3 separate regions of the Mus musculus genome follow, and regions 1 and 2 are each linked to region 3. A link is a contact called in ENCODE Hi-C or POLR2A ChIA-PET data. All regions are on one chromosome and are shown on one strand. The core of a region is the stretch at or near the end of the contact, and the rest is flanking DNA. Distances in the headings are between cores, read along the strand shown.

What was found. Hi-C counts contacts between places; a loop is a spot of excess contacts on that map. ChIA-PET counts read pairs that join two places held with the same protein, here RNA polymerase II (POLR2A).
Region 1: a map of left cerebral cortex shows a loop between it and region 3 (4-fold over the local background). The contact joins the enhancer-like site here to the promoter of Sox9 in region 3. A Hi-C loop is called at or near these places in 1 of 37 maps with a recorded cell type or tissue (left cerebral cortex). POLR2A ChIA-PET finds 5 or more read pairs at or near these places in 1 of 5 experiments (Patski).
Region 2: a map of left cerebral cortex shows a loop between it and region 3 (4-fold over the local background). The contact joins the enhancer-like site here to the promoter of Sox9 in region 3. A Hi-C loop is called at or near these places in 4 of 37 maps with a recorded cell type or tissue (Patski and left cerebral cortex). POLR2A ChIA-PET finds 5 or more read pairs at or near these places in 2 of 5 experiments (Patski and embryonic stem cell).

What each region holds. Positions count from the first base shown.
Region 1 is chr11:113,085,220-113,088,783 of GRCm38, reverse strand. All of the region lies in intron 1 of 2610035D17Rik (RIKEN cDNA 2610035D17 gene), which reads left to right. Among named protein-coding and RNA genes, the nearest start is that of Gm39467, 47 kb to the left of the region's middle. Within about 2 kb of position 1,606, at least 1 of the 3 ENCODE cell types and tissues checked has a DNase peak (open chromatin) inside an H3K27ac peak, as active enhancers do; it is left cerebral cortex, where a contact is called at or near this core.
Region 2 is chr11:113,142,436-113,146,143 of GRCm38, reverse strand. All of the region lies in intron 1 of 2610035D17Rik (RIKEN cDNA 2610035D17 gene), which reads left to right. The region is part of intron 1 of LOC115487747 (a long non-coding RNA gene); the gene reads left to right. Among named protein-coding and RNA genes, the nearest start is that of Gm39467, 10 kb to the right of the region's middle. Within about 2 kb of position 1,699, at least 3 of the 3 ENCODE cell types and tissues checked have a DNase peak (open chromatin) inside an H3K27ac peak, as active enhancers do; they include left cerebral cortex, where a contact is called at or near this core.
Region 3 is chr11:112,780,672-112,784,208 of GRCm38, reverse strand. Sox9 (SRY (sex determining region Y)-box 9) reads right to left here and starts at 1,999. Exons shown (of 3, transcript NM_011448.4): 1 at 1,194-1,999; 2 at 147-400. The coding sequence starts at 1,624. RefSeq lists a promoter at 1,670-2,177, a cis regulatory region at 2,379-2,393 and an enhancer at 3,170-3,537.

The DNA.
Region 1 (3,564 bases), core at 357-2,856, 300 kb before region 3:
GTTGTGTGTTCTGGTTTGATCTTCACCAGGGTTGCTGCGAGTGCTTTGCTAACCCAGTGATTCTTTTCATCTTCCTGTTGAGAGTTTACTGTCAGCGGAAAACCTGTCCTCTGGACCTATATGTTGATTTTTAGAGATGCTCAGGTGAATTCCTTCTTGTTTGATACTTTATTATTATTATTATTATTATTTATTGTCATCACTGTCTTCATTATTTGATGCTCAAATTGGCTCAGATCTAACCCAATTTCTGTACATGCACACACACACACACACACACACACACACACACACACACACACACACACAATTTCAGGTACCTCGCCAAGATTCCAGACCTCCTTAGAACACAGGCTATTGTGACCCTCACATGACAATGACTTAGTTGTGATATAAAGAGGGCAAGACGTGCCTTTGGATGCTTTCTCAGGCTACTTCCAGCTGTTGATAATTCACACCTATAATGCAAAGATCGGAGGCACATCTATCAAGTTGTAGTGGGGTTAGGAACTATGAAGTGTCACAGAACTCATTGTCCTGTTGCTGTGTACACGGAAATCTGAGAGTGTCAATCATGGACGCTAATTCTTCTATATGTGAGCCTCTTTTTGACGCAAAGCCATGCTAAGGCTCAGTGTCCATTTCACATTCACACAAGAACTACTGTTTTATAGGAATTATAAATATAGATGCCCACAGGGTCTGAGAGACAGCCCAAGCCAGTGAAGGTGGCTCACACTCAGACACGGGCAGACTGCATTTCTCCAGAGAATTCCGGGCCTCCCTCAGACAGGCAGTTGCTTTGCTGGTGCACAGCTTGGAGACTGTCAGATTTCCCCATTTTACAGATTTTTATGTCAAGTTTAAAATCAATCCTTATACCTCACCACCTGATTCTAAAAAACATCAGAACAAACCTCAGAGCCATGAGCTAATCCAGTTATCTGTGTGCCTTACAACCCCCTGTAATCCAGTTATCTGTGTGCCTTACAACCCCGTGTAATCCAGTTATCTGTGTGCCTGACAACCCCCTGTTTATCAAGGTAGGGTTAGAGACTGGAAGGACATCTTCTTGTGAATCTTCCTGGATGATATTGTGGATTTTTTTTGGATTTGTTTTGTTTTGCCTTTTCCCCCCCTCCCATAGCCTTCACATTCCCCTTGATGTTCCATTCAGAATACAAAAGTCTATTCTTTAAAACACAAAGTATTTTCTCCCCATACACAGCTGAAGTTCCTAGTCCGGCCCCCCAGCCCCTGCCGTGGGCAGCAGTCCTGATCTGGCCTTCGGTCTGAGCAAGACTGATAAAGGCTCCACTCTTTTTTTGTCCCCTAGTGCCCAGCCCTTGCTGGAAACTCAGTCCTAAGATCACGTGAGGTTAGTTGGGGTTTCACTGACTTGCAACCAGGAAACCCCTGGTCTGTGAATTCTTTTGTGTTATTTTATTGCTTTGCCAAGCAAACACACTTCAAGAAGACACAAGGTGTTCCACAGCAGTCCAGTGCTATGCCTAGTGCAAGCATGCTTTCTCAATCCCTGCCTGCCTTCCTTCTAAGGAGGGATCACGAGAAATGCCAGCTTCTAACGCGCTGCATATTTTTCTCAGCTGCCGGACTTTCCCTGCGCCTCTGCCTCCCGTTCTGAACAGCGAAGCTAGACTTCGGATTTGGAAGCCCCACACATCTTTTGACCTATTAAATCAAATAAAAGCTACCGGTTCCTGTTTAGAATAGACTATCAGTTTTCCCTTGGCTCTTTGCTTTCCTTTCTTAACAGCTCTCGGTCTCTTCTTTCTATATAAATAGACCCAGAAGTATAGGCTCCTGATAGGCTGGTTCCAATTCTTTCTGCTCTGTGACAGGATCTTTTGGAGTATACAAGTCAAAAGCCACTTACCTGGCCAGAAGATACCTGGTTATGAATGGTGTCTAAATTTCTGCCCTAGGCATTTTTTTTTTACATTTTATTTTTATTTATTTATTCTTTCATTTTTTTTCCAGGTCAGGATAACATTTAACTAGTTCCAAATAATTACATTTCAAAATAGTCTGTGAGCTTTTGGGCTACGAGCTATCCTGAAGGCAAAACATATTGGCATATTCATGTCTAAATTCAAGTTTCTGTTTGTTTTATCTTATTTTGCTCCTTTTAGATATATCATTAAAAGGACATTTATTTCCTAGTTTAAGTCCCAAATCAAGTTAAGCATCCTTATAAAAATAGGAAATAATTAATCTGGAAGATATCCAGCTATTAATATACAACATAGTCTAATATTATTCCCTTAGAACGTCTGTCGCTCATTCCTATAACATTAGCCCATTTGAGCACTAGGTACTTCTGAGTTTGGGGTTTTTGTTCGTTTGCTTGCTTGCTTGTTTGTTTTGTGTCTGTTTTGTTTTGGTGCCGAGGGTGGACACTAGAATCTTACATTCAGCTACCCCCCTCCTCCAGCCCATCTGCTATTATTCCAGGGCAACTTTTTCCCATGTTAAATAGCAAACTCTATTTATGAAAACTATCTCCTCGTATGTCCTTGCCAAGGGCTGACGAGTCTCCCTCTGTCCTGGTTTTGCAGACTCAGCCTCCCGGAGCACAGACCTGCACAGTTGCTCACACTCTGGCTGTTTACCTTCATTTCCAACCCACATCTGGAGGCCAAAATTTAGAAATTTATTTCCAAGCCTTACAAAAAGTTTACTGAGTCCGTACGTTAAGGGGAGGGAGGGGAAAGTGAGCCCCTGCAACTTGTCCTGTATAAAATGGATGGGGAGTCCAGTGGGCAGACCGTAAACCCCAGCCTTGTTTATTAACATCTGTGGCCTGCCTGCGGACGGCGAAGGCGTGCGCGGACTGTGTTTGTCTTGGAGGTTGAGGCCAGTGAGTTCCATGGAGTGTTCTCTCTATATATATACAGCCAAGCTTCTTTTTTAACCCACCAGAGGCCAAGGGAGGGAGACAAAGGCTGTTCAGAAGTGGAGGACCCTACTTCTCATGAGGGAGGGCAGGGATGGGTATCCCACCCTGTTTACAGTTGGAGCGGTACAAGTGGGTGGGCCAATTCGTGTGACGTACTTGAGGCTTAAAAAGTGGTCATAAATCTGATGTCTGTCAAACAGGGCTGGCACTTTCTTTTCCTTTTACAACTAGGTTTTGTGTGACTAAAATTTTATGTTAATTTTTTTTCCAATAAAAAGTTCTCACCAGTAGGGTGGGACCCTCCTCTCAGTGCATACTCTAGAGTGTTTGGGAGAGGCTGTGGTCTCTCTTCTCTACTGGAGAAAGGGACCCTTCCTCATTGTTATGCAGTTTTTGATTTACTTATCGAGGACAGGGTCAGCCCACCAGAATGGATGGATACCCCAAGTTCCGCAGTCAAGAACTTGGTTTTGATCAGCTAGCCTTGGGTAGGGCGGAAGCACCCAAGACAAGCCCGTAGCTCTCTCCCTTAGATCCTCCACCATATCCTAAGTACAGCAGGAACCAAGGGGGCAATTCATAGGGCGCCAGTGCAGGGGAAGGACGTGCTGTCTGTTGCTGCCAGCCACAGACCCACTACTGCA
Region 2 (3,708 bases), core at 450-2,949, 360 kb before region 3:
AGAAGTTGATTATTATGTTTATGCTGTTTATTGTTATATATTTATAATCTGATTAATCACGGTTGTTTATTTATCCTATGAGCTCACACTAAAGGCTGGGGAGACTTTGGTGGTCTTATGATGTCAGGTCCCATCTTGGCTCTCATGTGATTACGGAGTTGTGTAACCTCTTTGTTCATTTGGTTTCATGCCTGGGGATCATTGGCCCTTGGCCTGTGTGTCTTGTGGTGTAAAGGGAGGGGGTGGGCTGCCCTCTGGGTGGGGCCCACTGCCCAGCTGTGGCGCCCATTCTTGGCCAGTGTTCAGTGGCCTTTTGGTCAAGCATCTTCCTGGGGAAGGACCCAGAGGAGGTCAGTTATTGCCTTGCTTGGCTCTTTGAACTCACGTTTTGTATCCTAAAGGAGGGAGCTTTCATTTTTTTCTCAAATTTAAAAAAATAAGTGTCACATACTCAAAACAAAACGCTGTCCATTTCTTTCATAGCATCTCTGTGCCATTGTGAGTATAGATGTGTGTAGTTTTCATCAGAAAAGGGGATGCTGTGCACTTTATTTTCGAGTCAGAATTGGTGCTGTGTGGTGTATATACAGTAATAACCATCCTCAGTTGGTGTTTAGTGCAGTTTGACTTTTAGGGCAGGCTTTTCTGTCTAAGGTCCTCCTGAGAAGCAGGCTTGGAACACTGTGACTCTGAGTTCACAGCTGACTCCAGCCCAAACCTCTGATCACTGCCATTATTACAACCCTGGGACTCTTAAAGCAGCCACTGCCAGCACTGTGCTCAGGGGCTTCAGCACATGGGATGTCAACAGGTCTTGAACTGCAGCCGTTTCAAGCAAAATGAGAAGTAGCCTTGGTGACAGACACAGGTGAAGGACCCCTTTGCTTTCTGCTTTGGGGAAACTGAAGGAACACTGTTAGATCTTTGCCTGTGCATTTTAAGGGTGGTCATAGCTACAAGAGAGGCAAAAGGAGATCTAACATGCTTGCTCTTCCTTCCCAGAGCATATTCTTACAAGACCCTTGTGTGAACTGCACCGGGAAACAAGAAGGCGAATAAGTGGGCAGGGTCCTGAAGTGAGCTACCTGGCCTCAGCTCTGCTCAAATCTAGGTCCCCTCCCTCCTTCCTTCCCTCCCTCCATTTCCTCTCTTCTTCCCCTCCTTCTCTCTCCCTCCTCTCTCTCTCCCCTTCCTCTCTCCCTCTCTTTCTCTTCCCTCCTTCCTTCTCTCTCTCTCTCTCTTTCCCCCTCCCTCCTTCAGCCCTCTCTCCCTGTTTTTTTGTGTCATTCTCCCATTACCTGGGGTTGAATGTAGGGCTCACCATATGCCAGACAACCTCTCCTCACTTAGCTACTGCCCAGTTTCCATTTTCAGTCCCTGGGACAGGGTCACACTAAGTTCCCAGGTTGGCCTTGAATTCACTCCAGCCCAGAGAGACCTTGATCTTTTGATCTCTGTGCTACAGCGTCCTGAGCGTCCAGGACCCTTGGCCTGCACCACCAGTCCTGGTCTTACTCTCTAATTCTTGGGGTCACTGTGAGCCCTGGGCAAAGACTGTACCTTCTTTTCCAATCTCCAGGAGTCTCCCCTCAGGCTTTGGTGTAGGGAGTCCGGGCAGAGAGCTCTTCAGCGCCTTCCGGCTCACTGACTCCGTGATAAGGTTCCGATGGATGGATTGCATGTCAGGTTGCTTGGAAACAGGATGGAAACTGGCCAGGCAGCCCTCAAAGCCGTATTCCTGAGCTCCCAGGACCAGCAGCACATTTGAATGAGTCTGATAAAGCCCCTTTGCTGCCCCTCCTCCCCATCCAAAGAGGACATGAGCAGAGACGGGGCCTCCGCACAGATAAGCTTCGTGAAGGGAGATGGAAACATGCTTGGTTTTCTTTCTTTTTTCTTTTTTGTTTTTGTTTTCTGTCAGTTGTCTGATTTCTCTGCTGGAACAATTGTCTTGCCTTCAAGCCCCCAAGAGAGTGAAGCCAGCCTTAGTCCACCTTGGGGATAGAGGCTGGACAGAATATGCCTGCCCATCGAACACAGCAGGGGTCAGGGGGAACTTTAGAAGGCCCAAGAACAGCTTTGTCTCCTCGCAGCGGCTTGTGGGCTCATGGCCATATCCTGGCTGAGCGATTGTGTGTCCAGCTCACTGGGCCAGGGCTGAATCACCACGAATCCCCCACAGTGCTGGCAGTGGCTGCTTAAAGAGACCCAGGACTGTAATAATGGCAGTGCTCAGAGGTTCTGGCTGGAGTCAGCTGGAAGAAGTCTATCAGAGTCTCCTGAGAGATGAGGAAAGCCCAGGTCTGGCTGCTGGGGAAGAGATGAGTGGGGGGTCTCTAGACTGTGCTAAGAGACATTCTGAGCCTCAACAACTTAACATCTTAACGTCCAGAAGTTCCTTCTGCTAACACAAGCTAGCTGTTATCGAGGTTTTTCAGTTAGCTAATTCCTGAAATGTGTGTCTCTTTGGTGACCCATTTTGTAGCCGAGAAAGAGGCTTAACTTATCCAGAGTCAAGGGCAGATCAAGAGTTTCTTTGGCAGGGTCCAGCTCCATCATGGCTGTCTTGAGTTTGTTGGCTACCTTATACTGCAGATTGCCAACAGTTGGAAAGAGCATCCCAATTTGGACTTCTATATTTATTATGTTTGCTTAGTCAACATCGGTCCCCACCACTATGCTGGGGAGGTGACTGGGTTTAGTCCACATTGTGTCCCCAATGTCTGGTTGACAGCAGGCTCTTGGGCTATTGAGTGAATGACACCTGCCCACACTATGGCTAACCTTTATGGCATCTGGACTATGTCCACACGAAGGAAACTGTGAACATAGGCACCCAAATTCAGCCCCTTCTGGAGAAGACTGGCGTAGGAGCTGAACACCTCACAGCTCCCAACAGCTCATACCGTCTGTCATCTGCCCTGGGATGGCCTGGGTGGTGAGGGCAGGCTGCTTCCAGAATCATCTGGCATAGAAGCTCTCCCACCCTCCTCCACTCTGCTTACAACCCAGAAAGTAAATCACCCTACTTATCCTCTGAGAGGGGCAGGGAAGACTTGAAAGATTGGCAGTCACCCACAGTGCTCCCTCTGCCCGACTCTTTCAGCACTCTTAGATTCTTGTGCTACTTCACTGGGTTTGCCTACCCTTGCATTTATCTCTGGAAGGGTCTCATATTTCACAGTGGATCCTTCCCTTCTCTTCTCTACTCTACAGGAAATATGGGAGGTGCCTAGCTCTCTCTCTGTGCAGCAGGAGAACCTGAGAGGAGGGGAGGGGATAGCTCTTCTTCCTAGAAGCCATGGTTCCTGTGCCTAGCCACATATACTTCTTCAGTGTCCCCAGGTAGACCAGATGAACTAAGGAAACCAGATTAGAAACTCTGGAGTATTCTCAAAGTTATTTACATTGATAAATACAGAGTCTGAAAACAACGTGTCTGTTGGTGGTTTTCAGAGGGCAGAAACGTGTGGCTGTTTTTAAGATACTCATCTTGTTCTCTGATTTGGGGGACCAGACAGAAATACCCCTAAGGACTTCCTAAGGTTATCATTTTCTCAGCAGTTGTCCTAAAGCAAACCCTGGGGTCTTTAATGCCCACCTACTGCCACTGGAATAGAAAGAAAACTTGAAAACCTGAGTGTTGGGAACTTACTTATCCTGTGACATGGTCCTAAGTGGAATTCCCGGTACTCTGCCAGTGTCTTT
Region 3 (3,537 bases), core at 750-3,249:
TTTTTGAGCGCCCTGAACTGGGAGGGGGATGCAGAGAATAGTGTTTCCTTACTTCAGGGAATGCAAAGTCAGATACTTCTGGGGAGGGGGGCACCTTAAGAGTGTGCCAGGAGGACCCCCTAGGGGACCACTCGCGCCTTGCTCACCAGAGTGCTCGCCCGGGGAGTGCACCTCACTCATGCCGGAGGAGGAATGTGGGGAGTCGGCTTGCAGCGCCTTGAAGATAGCATTAGGAGAGATGTGAGTCTGTTCCGTGGCCTCTTCGGCCTCCGCTTGTCCGTTCTTCACCGACTTCCTCCGCCGGGGCTGGTACTTGTAATCGGGGTGGTCTTTCTTGTGCTGCACGCGCAGCCGCTCCGCCTCCTCCACGAAGGGTCTCTTCTCGCTCTCGTTCAGCAGCCTGGGGGGGGGGGGCAGAAGAAAAGAGGGAGGGGGTCAATGAAACCCCGGGAGCTGTCAGGTCCCCACCCCTCCTTCGCGCACTACCCCCTCCCTCCAGTCTGCTTTCCATCCCTCTCTGAGACTCAGAACTTTTTTTTTCCTTTCTTTTTCTTTTTAAAAAAGTGCTCAGAGTCGACCTGAGCGGTCACTCTTCGCCCCGCCCCCTCCCCTGGCCTCCTATTTTGGAAACCCTGAAGATGGAAATAGCTCCCTGCTGAGGCTGCTCTAAACGCCTTTGCTACCGGAGCGGTCCACCCCTCCCAACACGCAGTAAAAACTTTCCGAAAACCCATTTAAATTGCAAGAAGCTCGCTCTGTTGATCCATGCCCCTGCCGGTTCTCAGTAGCTTTGCCCAATTCTTGCCTGGGTCTCCTCTAGTCTCAGTTACACTTTCCCTTCACTCCATCTCCCCAGGAATGAGCGCAGTTGGCCTAAGGAAGGTGGGCTTGCTTCCTCTAATTGTTCCTTTCCAGAGGGACCAGGCTGGCACACCCCCTCACTCCTTTCTACCTTCCTAAAAGCAGTCATATTCACGCCCCCATTCCCCCCCCCCCCGCCATAACCAAGAGCAATCCCAAGAACTTTCTCAAAATCTGAGCCACTCCCTCCCCCCGCCCCCGGCCGCCCTGCATCCTGGACCAAAGACCCCAGGATGCACAACTCCGCGGCTCAGGGAGGCGGGGCGGGGTCGGTGAGTGCAGCCCGCGTCCCCCCTAGCCACCGAGCCCTCCCTGGCGGCCCGCGCGCTCACCTCCAGAGCTTGCCCAGAGTCTTGCTGAGCTCCGCGTTGTGCAGATGCGGGTACTGGTCTGCCAGCTTCCTGCGCGCAGCCTGCGCCCACACCATGAAGGCGTTCATGGGTCGCTTGACGTGTGGCTTGTTCTTGCTGGAGCCGTTGACGCGCACGGGCATGGGCACCAGCGTCCAGTCGTAGCCCTTCAGCACCTGGCTGACCGCCTCGCGGATGCACACGGGGAACTTATCTTCCTCGCTCTCCTTCTTCAGATCCGGCTCGCCCTTGGGGAAGGTGTTCTCCTGGGGCCGGGTGTTCTCCGTGTCCGAGCCGGAGCCCGAGGGACAGGGCGAACCAGCCGAGTCCTCCGACATGGTGGGGCTGGGGGCGCCAGACAGGCCCTTCTCCTGCTCGTCGGTCATCTTCATGAAGGGGTCCAGGAGATTCATACGCGAGCCCGGGGCAGGGGGCGGGTGGCCGGGAAAGGCGAGAAGCCGCGGCGGCTGGGGCTCCTCTTCCCTCAGCTGCCCGGACGCGGACGCCGAGCGAACGGCTCCCGGGGAGGTTGGCGCGTCACCGGGCTGCGGCGGCGGGCACTTAGCAGAGGCGCTGGGTGGCGGGTCTCAGCTGCCGGCTCTAAACCCGGGGAAGGCGAGTCGGAGCGGAGGAGGAGGGAGGGAAAACAGAGAACGAAACCGGGGCCACTTGCACCTCGTCTCTCTTGCAAAGAAAAGTTCCTGGACTGAAACTGGTAAAGTTGTCGCTCCCACAGAAGTTTCCAGGCAGTTCCGAGCAGCGCTCTCGGCTCTCCGACTTCCAGCTCAGGGTCTCTAATAAATACTCCTCCTTCACGTTAGATACCTCGGGCCAATCACGGCTAGCTCTTGAGTCATCAGTGTTGGCAAGTCGCTGATTGGACCGGATTTTGGAAGGGGGGCTGGGGAGGATTGTGGCTCCGGGTTGGGTGACGAGACAGGAGGGGAGGAGAAGGGAGGGGAGCTCAGCCAGAGGGTGGATGGTGGGGTGAGGGGACTTGGAGGGGGGCGCGGGGCAAGCGGGGGACCCGGGACGTCCGAGTGTGTAAGTTTGCTCTCTACTCTCGGAATGTCACAGTTTTGGAACGGTCTCCGTGTGAACCGATGTGTGTGTGTGTGTGTGTGTGTGTGTGTGTGTGTGTATGTGTGTGTGTGTGTGTGTGTGTGCGCGTGCACGCGAGCGTGTCTAGACTAGGACCCTCCACAACCCCCCACCCCCACTTTTCGATGCTGTCTCCGTGGTACCCGGGACTTCGCTGGCGTTTACAGCAATGGAAATTGCAACAGCTGCTCGTCAAAGCGGAGCTGGGCTTCTGCGCCTGGAGTCTGCCGGCTTCCAAAAAAAGTGCTTAGAAATGGTCTTTTGGAAGCAAATGTTTGGGTGACTCAACGCCCGCTGTTCTCTGTAATAATCCATATAAATAGATTAACGCGCTCTGGTTCAACGAAGCTGGTGTGGTGACTGGAGCTTCTGCTGCGCTCCCGCAGTGGGGAATCAATGAAAACCAAAGCCGAGCACCAGGCAAAGGCTGGCGGCAGGGACCGCGCAGTCCCCGGCTCTTGCGGCCGGTCCCGTGGGCCACGCCGACCTTGAACTGACAAGTCCTTTCCCGGCCCCTCCAGTACTCTGACGCCCCTCGTAGTCAGGATTATTACTTTAGAGTTCTGCTTCTTGCCTCCTGACTGAGTCACAAACACCGTCAGGCTCGCCACTGGAGTTTGCAAAACTACTCCGGGGTTGAGGGCGAAGTTTGCAAAGGTGGCAGGGCCGGGCGGTGAGGCCGAGAAGGCCCTTGACTTGGACTGGAGACTCCAGACAAAACGGGCCACTTTGGCGGAGCCCTGTGGCTCCCTTGCTTGGGCCTTCCTTTTACCAGATACCTAAGAGGGCGAAGCTCTAGGCGTCTGGACTTTAGTTGCGTCCTCTTAGACCTGCACACAGGTGGGCGTTCTGGGGGAGGCCACTTAGGTGTCCGTTGCACTTTAAGAGTGCTTGGAGCCGAAGCTGCGTGTTTACTCAAACTCTTAGAGCAAGGTTGGCTAAGGGAGGAATTATCTTTTCTGGAACGAATAAAAATCTTAGTTGCCACCGGGCGACATGCCCTCGGAACCACAAACAAACTCACAACGGTGTAAAAAAAAAAAAAAGATAAACAATTTCATTTAAACATCCCCTTTCTGATTCTTGCAAAGCTTCGCTTTGAACTTACTAAATTATTGATAAAGCGAATCGGCCTGTATCATATCAAAGACAGGTTCCTCCCCTCTAATTTGCTAAGTGTGGACACTTAGACATAAACGAATCTTTTCTTTGGGATGCTTTTGAA